2 separate regions of the Homo sapiens genome follow, and region 2 is linked to region 1. A link is an interaction called in ENCODE POLR2A ChIA-PET data of the cell type or tissue named here. Cell type or tissue: Panc1. All regions are shown on one strand.

Region 1 (5,000 bases):
GATTCACTCCATTGTCCAGCCTCAGCCTCCTGAGTAGCTGGGACTACAGGCGCCCACCACCACGCCCGGCAAGTTTTTTTGTATTTTTAGTAGAGACGGGGTTTCACCGTGTTAGCGAGGATGGTCTTGATCTCCTGACCTCGCCATCTGCCCACCTCTGCCTCCCAAAGTGCTGGGATTACAGGCGTGAGCCACCGCGCCCAGCCAGTAATAAGGTTTGTCTGACGGTGATTGACAGCATTTTAGAGCTGATGCATGGCAGTAGAGATTGCAGCAAATCATGTGTCATCACCAAAACTTCACTGAAGAAGCAAAACTAGGCCTGTCACCCGTGCTGTCTGTGTACACAGATGGGCTTCAGAGCCTGTCACACGTGTTGTCCGTGTACACAGATGGGCTTCGGGGCCTGTCATACGTGCTGTTCGTGTACACAGACGGGCTCCTGGGCCTATCACCCGTGCTGTCCGTGTACACAGATGGGCTTCGGGGCCTGTCACACGTGTTGTCCGTGTGCACAGATGGGCTTCGGGGCCTGTCACACGTGTTGTCCGTGTACACAGACGGGCTTCAGAGCCTGTCACACGTGCTGTTCGTGTACACAGACGGGCTCCTGGGCCTGTCACACGTGCTGTCCGTGTACACAGATGGGCTTCGGAGCCTGTCACACGTGTTGTCCGTGTACACAGATGGGCTTCGGGGCCTGTCACACGTGTTGTCCGTGTACACAGATGGGCTTCGGGGCCTGTCACACGTGTTGTCCGTGTGCACAGATGGGCTTCGGGGCCTGTCACACGTGTTGTCCGTGTGCACAGATGGGCTTCGGGGCCTGTCACACGTGTTGTCCGTGTGCACAGATGGGCTTCGGGGCCTGTCACACGTGTTGTCCGTGTGCACAGATGGGCTTCGGGGCCTGTCACACGTGTTGTCCGTGTGCACAGATGGGCTTCGGGGCCTGTCACACGTGTTGTCCGTGTGCACAGATGGGCTTCGGGGCCTGTCACACGTGTTGTCCGTGTGCACAGATGGGCTTCGGGGCCTGTCACACGTGTTGTCCGTGTGCACAGATGGGCTTCGGGGCCTGTCACACGTGTTGTCCGTGTGCACAGATGGGCTTCGGGGCCTGTCACACGTGTTGTCCGTGTGCACAGATGGGCTTCGGAGCCTGTCACACGTGTTGTCCGTGTACACAGACAGGCTCCTGGGCCTATCATGTGTGCTGTCTTTGTAAACAGTCAGGATCCCAGGACTATCACGCGTGCTGTCCATGTACACAGGCAGGCTCCTGAGCCCATCACACGTGCTGTCCGTGTACACAGATGGGCTTCAGAGCCTGTCACACGTGTTGTCCATGTACACAGACAGGCTCCCGGGCCTATCATGTGTGCTGTCTGTGTACACAGGCAGGCTCCTGAGCCCATCACGCGTGCTGTCCGTGTACACAGGCTCCTTTCCATTGAAGTTCAGCTTGGCATAGAGCTTTTTATGAATTCGATTTGTCAAACACCTCAAAATAAGAATTTTTTTTCTTAGGAAGTCAGCATGAGTTAATAAAAGTAAATTGGGTGTTGGCCGGGCGCGGTGGCTCACGCCTGTAATCCCAGCACTTTGGGAGTCTGAGGCGGGCAGATCACCTGAGGTCAGGAGTTCGAGACCAGCCTGGCCAACATGATGAAACCCCATCTGTACTAAAAATACAAAAATTAGCCTGGCATGGCGGCACATGCCTGTAGTCCCAGTTACTCGGGAGGCTGAGGCAGGAGAATCACTTGAATCCGGGAGGCGGAGGTTGCAGTGAGCCAAGATCATGCGATTGCTCTCCAGCCTGGGCAACAGAGCAAGACTCCATCTCAAAAAAAGAAAAAAAAAAAAGTAAATTGGGTGTTGTGGCGTGTGCCTGTAGTCCCAGCTCCTGGGGAGGCTGAGGCAGGAGGATCCCTTGACCACAGGAATTTGAGGCCAGCCTGGGCAACACAGTGAGACCCTATCTCTAAAAACAGACAAGTAAACCAGCACCCAGCTTCACTAAGAGACATCATCATTAGTTGAATGTTGGAGATGGTGTAGATCCAATTTACCAGTGACCACCCACAGGTTAGAAACATTTCAACAATAGGCTTTGTTTCAGCTTTCTTCCTTTACTGCAGGGTGCAAGGCAGCCGGCCCATGCCTAGGCCCCAGCTTCGCCAGCAAAGGCCAGGCAGAAGGAGGCATCACCATGAGAATCACCATCATGGTGCTGCTGGGATGGGACAAACCTCGTTTTGGTGGAGTGTCAGTGTTTTCAAGTTAGGGGCTCTGTTTACATAACACGTCTATACTGCCATGGATTTTCTCAACGGGCGTAAGTTGCTCCTGACTTGTCTCAGCGGGCGTTTAAGATGCTCCTGAATCGTATCCTTGTCATGTGGGAGCCTCCATTGGAGAGAAAGCCGACTGACCGGCAAGCACAGACCTGCCCTGTGCTTTCTTCTCTTCAGCAACCGCAGCCGGGGTGTCTGTCTTCCCAGGTGCAGCCGAGTCTCAATTCTGTTTCAGAAACTATCTCAGGGCTATGGGGCTTGGAGCTGATTGTGTTTTCTGAGGTTTGTGGTTTTCAAGATGTTTTAAATTAAACAGGCAGTTTTATTTATTTTTGAACCTTAGTGCATCCGATTGGATCCATCAGAATCTCCTAGTTCATAAAGAATTGTTGATGCTGGTCTCTGTTAGCTTTTTTTTTAAAAAATTTAGAGCTAGAGTCTTGCTCTGTTGCCCACGCTGGAGTGCCGTTGTGTGATCATGGCTCACTCCAGGTTCCAGATTCCAGGACTGCTGGGCTCACGCAGTCCTCCTCAGCCGCCTGAGTAGCTGGGACTCAAGAGGTGTGTGCCACCACACCCTGCTAATTTTTTGTAGAGATGGGGTCTCACTGTATTGCCTAGGCTGGTTTCAAGCTCCTGGGCTCAGATGATCCTCCTGCCTCAGCCTCCCAAAGCGCTGGGATTATAGGCATGAGCCACCACACCCAATCTGTTAGCCTCTTTTTTTTTTGTTTTCTTGAAATGGAATCTCGCCTTATCACCCAGGCTGGAGTGCAGTGGCATAATCTTGGCTCGCTGCAACCTCTGCCTCCCGGATTCAAGCAATTCTCCTGCCTCGGCCTCCCGAGTAGCTGGGATTACAGGCACGCGCCACTGCACCTGGCCGATTTTTTTATTTTCAGTAGAGACGGGATTTCACCATGTTGGTCAGGCTGGTCTTGAATTGCTGACCTCGTGATCCACCCACCTCGGCCTCCCAAAGTGCTGGGATTACAGGGGTGCACCGCCACCGTGCCCGGTCAGCCTCTCACTAGCTGAGGAGCCAGAACTTTTCCTGTTCTTACCCTTCTCCCACTGCCTGTCTCCCCTCCAATCTGTATGTGAATGTATGTTGTGAGGTTTTATCCATTTAATATTATACTCCTAAGATTCATCCATATTGTGTGTTCAGTGGTGGTTCATTCATTCATTCATTCTCACTGCTATAAAAAGGTTCCAGACTTGGCGTGGTGGCTCACGCCTGTAACTCCAGCTCTTTGGGAGGCTGAGGCAGGAGGATCGCTTGAGGTCAGGAGCTCAAGACCAGCCTGGGCAATGTGTTGAGACCCCCATCTCTACAAAAAAATTTAAAAAATTAGCCAGGCATGGTAGCTCACGCCTGTAGTTCCAGCTACTTGGGAGGCTGAGGCAGGAGGATGCTTGAACCCAGGAGGCCAAGGCTGCAGTGAGCCAAGATCACACTGCTGCACTGCAGCCTGGATGACAGAGCGAGACTCTGTCTCAAAAAGAGAGAGAGAAGGTTTCATCGTATGAATTATTTTTATCGTATGTCATTTTGTTTTTCTATTTTGAGATGGAGTCTTGCTCTGTTGCCCAGGCTGGAGGGTAGTGGTGCGATCTTGACTCACAGCAACCTCTGCCTCCCGGGTTCAAACGATTATACCACTTCAGCCTCCCAAGTAGCTGGGATTACAGGCTCCTGCCACTGTGCCTGGCTAATTTTTGTGTTTTTAGTAGAGACAGGGTTTCGCCATGTTGGCCAGGCTGGTCTTGAACTCCTGACCTCAAGTGATCCGCCTGCATCAACCTCCCAAAGTGCTGGGATCACAGGCGCGAGCACCTCGCCTGGCCTATCATTTTCATTAGGAAAAGTTTGTAGGTTGATGGGTCCTTGGTGCCTTTTTTTCCTGCCTGCTGCTGGAGAGGAGCTGAGGCTTGAGGAGAAAGGAGGAAGAAGGAACTTTAATGCATTGGCTGAATATATATATTTAACGTTTTGTCCTGCAGATGGTCCTCTGTAAATGGAGTAAATTACAATATTTGAGGAGTCTTCCTTACCTCATCTCTGAAGGCAGAGATACCCCATAGCCTCGGGGCCCCGGCTTTCTGTAGAGCTGCTGACAAAGTCCCCCTGAGCCAGAGCTGAGTCACTGCTGTGTCCAACAGTCTCGGGTTCTTGCATCTTTCCCGTCCAGCGTCTCGCACTGACCCTGGGGGTCCCCAACGCAAGCCCGTTCACATCTCACTATTCATATCTCAGCATGAGCGTTCACACTGTAAGTAACGCCCTGGCTCTTCTCCAACCTGTTTTTCCAGATAAACATTGACGATCTTGAGGATGACCCTGTGGTGAACGGGGAGAGGTCTGGCTGTGCGCTCACAGACGCTGTGGCACCAGGGAACAAAGGAAGGGGTCAGCGTGGAAACACAGAGAGCAAGACGGATGGAGATGACACCGAGACAGTGCCCTCAGAGCAGGTGGGGGGCTGAGTGGTGAGGAGGTGGCATCAGACGGGAGAGTTCCAAGGCACCCAGCCACGTGTATCCTGTGCTGTGATTTTCCTTGGAGGTGTAATTTTCCGAGTTCCATTTTGGTTACCTGCTAGTTGCCCCCAAATTTACTTGGGAACCTTGATGAGATTTGCATGAAATGAGTGAAGGTCGCAGGCCTTTCTCCTGCATCTCAGGAGAGTCTGCGCC
Region 2 (5,000 bases), 1.1 Mb before region 1:
GCCTGGCTCCAGCATGCGCAGCACAGGCCGTGGGGCAGTCGGGGCCTCAGAGCCAGGCCCACGGGCTACAAGCTGGGGAGCGCAGGGGCAGTTTCCTTTCAGGTTAAACACGTGCCACCCAGGACCCGAGATCCCACACTGTGGTGCACAGAAGGAACCAAATGAGGCCGGGCGCGGTGGCTCACGCCTGTCATCCCAGCATTCTGGGAGGCCGAGGCGGGTGGATCATGAGGTCAGGAGATTGAGACCATCCTGGTTAACACGGTGAAACCCCGTCTCTACTAAAAATACAAAAAATTAGCGGAGTGTGGTGGTGGGCGCCTGTAGTCCCAGCTACTCGGGAGGCTGAGGAAGGAGAATGGCGTGAACCTGGGAGGCAGAGCTTGCAGTGAGCCCAGACTGGGCCACTGCACTCCAGCCAGGGCGACAGAGCGAGACTCTGTCTCAAAAAAAAAAAAGAAGGGATGAGACGCAGGGCCAGGACCTGGTGGCTCAGGGCATTGCCCGGGGCCCAGCTTCCCTTGGAGGGGCCCCACTAGCTGCCCCAGCCTTTGGGCGGCTCCTATGTGCACATCTAGGAGGGGAGGAAGGGGAGAGGCTGTGTGCTCAGGGCATCTGGGGAGGCGAAGCCACGGGAGGTTAGCAGGGAATGAACACAGGAGGGAACTGGGGGGCCACACACCAGGGGCAGAGTAGGGGATTCAGCAGACGGGAGTGACCGCAGAAGGGCCAGGGCTTGGGGACAGGACTGTGGGGCTGGACCCTGGCTCGGGGCGGGCCAGTCCGGCGCTGATAGCCTCTCTGCCACCCACGGCCCCTGAGCCTGTACGTCCTCATGTGTGCAACAGGGCTGCTGCTGCTGTCTGTCCCAAGAGGGGAATGTGTGTGCTCATTCCCCGCCCGGCAGGAGATCTGGGCCCGGCTCACTTCTTGGCAGGGACTAGAAGGAGGGAAGGGCCTGCACCAGGCTGAAGTGTCAGGATTTTCTTCTTCTTCTTTTTTGAGATGGAGTTTCGCTCTTGTTGCCCAGGCTGGAGTGCAATGGTGTGATCTCGGCTCACTGCAAACTCCGTCTCCCGGATTCAAGTGATTCTCCTGCCTCAGCCTCCCGAGTAGCTAGGATTACAGATGCCTGTCACCATACCCAGCTAATTTTTGTATTTTCAGTAGGGACAGGGTTTTGCCATGTTGGCCAGGCTGGTCTTGAACTCCTGGCCTTGGGATCCACCCGTCTCGGCCTCCCAAAGTGCTGGGATTACCGGCGTGAGCCACCATGCCCGGAGGACCTGCTCTTTTAGGAAAAGCACAAGGGCGTGCACCCACCAAGGAGGGAGAAAGCGAAGGCAGCGGAGGCCAGGGCAGAGCCTTACAGGCCGCCCATTGCAGGGTCCTCATTGTCACTGGCCCGCAGACACATTGCAGGGTCCTCACTGTCACTGGCCCGCAGACACATTGCGGGGTCCTCACTGTCACTGGCCCGCAGACACATTGCGGGGTCCTCATTGTCACTGGCCCGCAGACACATTGCGGGGTCCTCATTGTCACTGGCCCGCAGACAGGAAAGGAAAAGTAAATCCCCGCTGAGGCAGGGGCAGTGGGATGGACGATGGCTTCCCTTTTCAAAACTCCCTTTCATGTTGCTTTAATGATGTGTCGTTTTAAACGGTACTTTAACCATAAACAGAAATCAAGTAAATGAGGGAGCGAGGGCCGCGTGGTGGCTGAGCTGCGTAAAGGCAGACAGTGGGGGTCCCAGGCGACAGATTGCAAACTGCAGGCCTTGGGGGGTCCAGGAGGTGAGTGAGACCAAGACCAGACCTGGGGTCCTTGAGGCCCCTCCAGGGCAGGCAGCCCCAAACCCACGCCTGTGCCTTCCTTCGAGGCTCCTCCCGGGCAGGTGGCCTCCCTAAACCCACATCTGTCCCCTCCTTTGACGCCCCTCCTGGGCAGGCGGCCTCCGCAAACCTGCGTCTGTCCCTCCCGCATGGCCCTCCAGGTCTCGCCACAGCCACAAGCCTCCGGGAGCTCCTGCGGGCCTGGGAATCTGTTTAAGTCACAGTTGAGTTTCATTGTTTTCCCCGAGGCTGGAGGCTTCTAGACACACGGGAGGGAGGGCGGACAAACACACCCCAGCACTGCGGGGGTCCAGGACTCCCCTGCCTGATGCCGCTCCCGGACCGGTGTAGCTCACAGATGGGCATGGCCCGAGCCCCCTTCCTGCTTTTGGGGGTAGAGCTGTGGCACCGAGAGCCGGCCTTGTTCTTGACTCTTCCTGGGCCCATTTTAGCCGCCCATCCACAGGCAAAGGAAACCACAGGGGGTGGCTGAGGCGGCTGCTGTCCCTCTTTAGCCTGAACCTGAGGAAGGAGAAGCAGCCCCAGCTATATATACCCACAGAAAAATAGTGTGCAGATTGGAGCCTGGTAAACAGCCGGCAGCCAAACCCTGCCGGCCCGTCAGAGGGAGCCTGAAATACTCCCTGTAATTATGCTATTAAAACACACCCGAAAAATTGATCCACCCCACTCGGCAAAGGTTCCTGAGACAACGGCGGGGAATCGGGTGGCCACGCACGTCGGCCTAAGGGGCCCTGGCAGCGCCCGGCAGGACAGCCGTCCACTGCACACCTCAGAGCCGGCACCCGGGACGGTCAGCGTCCCCATGGGCCCGGCACCAGCAGCTGCCCAGATCCTCACCCGCACACAGGAAGGGTCCCTGCAACCCAGCGTCCACCGTGGAGAAACATGAACGTGAGCAAAAATACGGCCTGCGGTGGGTGTGCGACCCCACACAGAAGGGCGAGAGGCTCGTGTGCCATCCCACACACTGGGAGCCACCCACACACCCAGGCATCCAGCAGCCGCCGAGGCACAAGGCTGTGGCCCAGGGAAGGCACCTGGGGAAGCGGCCGTTCCAGCTGGGAGAGAGACCCAGAGAGCGGGGGCAGGTGGGGTGCATGGCGCGTTCACCAGAGGCTTCCCGCTGGGAACAGGGGAGGACAGAGGTTCAAAGGGTTAAAAAGGGAATTTAATCTGATTTACGACTTCACTTTTTTTTTTTTTTTTTGAGAGGGAGTCTTGCTGTCCCCCAAGCCCCCAAGCTGGAGTGCAGTGGCACGACTGTGGCTCACTGCAACCTCTACCTCCTGGGTTCCGGCGATTCTCCTGTCTCAGCCTTCCCAGCTGGGAATACAGGTGCCCGCCACCATGCCCAGCTAATTTTTGTATTTTTAGCTGAGATGGAGTTTTGCCATGTTGGTCAGGCTGGTCTCGAACTCCTGACCTCAGGTGATCCACCTGCCTCGGCTTCCCAAAGTGCTGGGATTACAGGTGTGAGCCACCGCGCCCGGCAAGGGATCCCATTTTGGACGGCGTCGGGGGAGCCCCATTTTCCTGGCACTGATCGCACTTTTCTTTCCCCGCCTGTGCTCAGCATCGCGCTTTGTGAATAAACAGCAATGACCGTGCGGGGCCCCCAACCTCCTTTCCTGGCTAGCTTGGGAGGGAGAGCAGGGAGCTCCAGCCCCACCCCAACACCCACCTCCACTGGCCCTGAACCAGAACTTGGACTTCTGGCTGCTGCCCAGAGCTCTGTCCCACAGGACCGGCGTGAGAGGATGCATGAATGAATCTGAGTGGTCGGGAATCTGCAGTGGGATGGGCTGGGCTGCAGACACCCCTGGGGACGCGCTGTGTGTGCAGCATGAGGGAGGCCGACAGCCCCACAGGTCCCAAGGAGCCTCTGTGCTCCTGGGAGCTGCCCTGTGTGCTCCGGGACCAGGCGGTGAGTGGCCCCTTCCCCTCAGCTCCATGGAGGCCCGACGGACCCCCGGCCACCGCGGCACTCAGCGCAGCTGGGAAAGCCTGTGTTGCGGGTCTCCTGGCCCCACGATTGTGCGAGGAATTCTGAGCCTTCCGGGGGGGACGGCTGTCCCGCCCCTACCCCCACCCAGCCTGGGTGTGAGATCCAAAGCCCGAGAGACCTGAGACTTGGAAGCGGCTGTGAAGCTTTTACGGTGTCACTTACAGGGGAGGAAACCCAGACCCAGAGAAGGGGGTGAGGGCCCCACACGTTCAGAGCAAGATAGGGTCGGCTGCTGCCCACGAGCCGCCACCAGGTCGGCCACCCCTCTGCCTGCCCCCGTCCTCCCAGTGACCCTGGACCCCAAGTCCCCTTCAGGTGCCTCGGCCAGCAGGTGTGGGACTCAACCGCCAAGGAGAGGAGAAGCCTTCACCCCGGGCCTGTCCCTTCCCACCAGTGTGATCTTGGGTGTGTGAATTAACTTCCCTCACCCCAGAGTCCTAATCCAAAAAATAGGCTCAACAGCCGCACCCTGAAGCCAGCAGAGGAGCTCAAAGGTCAAGAGCAGGACAGAAGGCAGATACAGAGGATGTGGGTGGGGGTAGGGGAAGGGGGGGTCCCACCTCACAGTCACCCAGGAGACTCAGGCCTCCAGGCAGGCTAAGGCAGAGAGGGGCAGGGGTTGGCTGGGAACAGCTTGCCTTTCAGAAGAACACAGGACCCACACCCAGCAAGGAAGGGTCTGTCCATGCCAGATGTGTGTGTGGGATACTGTGCTGGCTTCTAAACTGCTCTGTGAGCTAGGATTCTCTACCACAAGGAAGGGCAAACTTGCTTTTGGAACCAGAAGAAAAAGCTTATATAAACAAAGAAGCAAAAGTCTAACTGTCAGCCGGGCGCGGTGGCTCATGCCTGTAACCCCAGCACTTTTGGAGGCTGAGGCGGGCAGATCGCTTAAGGTCAGGAGTTCAAGGCCAGCCTGGCCAAAGTGGTGAAACCCCGTCTCTACAAAAAATACAAAAATTAGGTATGGTGCTACACACCTGTAATCTCAGCTACTCAGGAGGCTGAGGCAGGAGGATGGCTTGAGCCCTGGAGGCTGAAGTTGTAGGGAGCCAAAATCACGCCGCTACACTCCAGCCTGGGCGACAGAGTGAGCCTCTGTCTTTAAGAAAAAAGAGAAAAAAGCCTAACTGTCT

The links. Peaks named below come from ENCODE experiments on the same cell type or tissue, not always from the same donor. Only the 100,000 strongest peaks of a DNase experiment are listed, where the experiment ranks them.
Region 2: POLR2A ChIA-PET joins it to region 1 with 6 read pairs; 2 of 35 experiments call an interaction of 5 or more read pairs at or near these places.

Annotation. Positions count from the first base shown.
Region 1 is chr16:89,878,735-89,883,734 of GRCh38, forward strand. TCF25 (TCF25 ribosome quality control complex subunit) reads left to right here. Exons shown (of 18, transcript NM_014972.3): 2 at 4,617-4,778. Among named protein-coding and RNA genes, the nearest start is that of TCF25, 7.6 kb to the left of the region's middle. RefSeq lists enhancers at 771-1,440, 3,758-3,927 and a cis regulatory region at 3,843. In Panc1, no CTCF peak of the experiment used is centred here; no DNase peak of the experiment used is centred here.
Region 2 is chr16:88,775,988-88,780,987 of GRCh38, forward strand. The region is part of intron 1 of PIEZO1 (piezo type mechanosensitive ion channel component 1 (Er blood group)); the gene reads right to left. Among named protein-coding and RNA genes, the nearest start is that of PIEZO1, 6.7 kb to the right of the region's middle. RefSeq lists an enhancer at 197-947. In Panc1, no CTCF peak of the experiment used is centred here; no DNase peak of the experiment used is centred here; H3K27ac peaks cover 1,623 bases.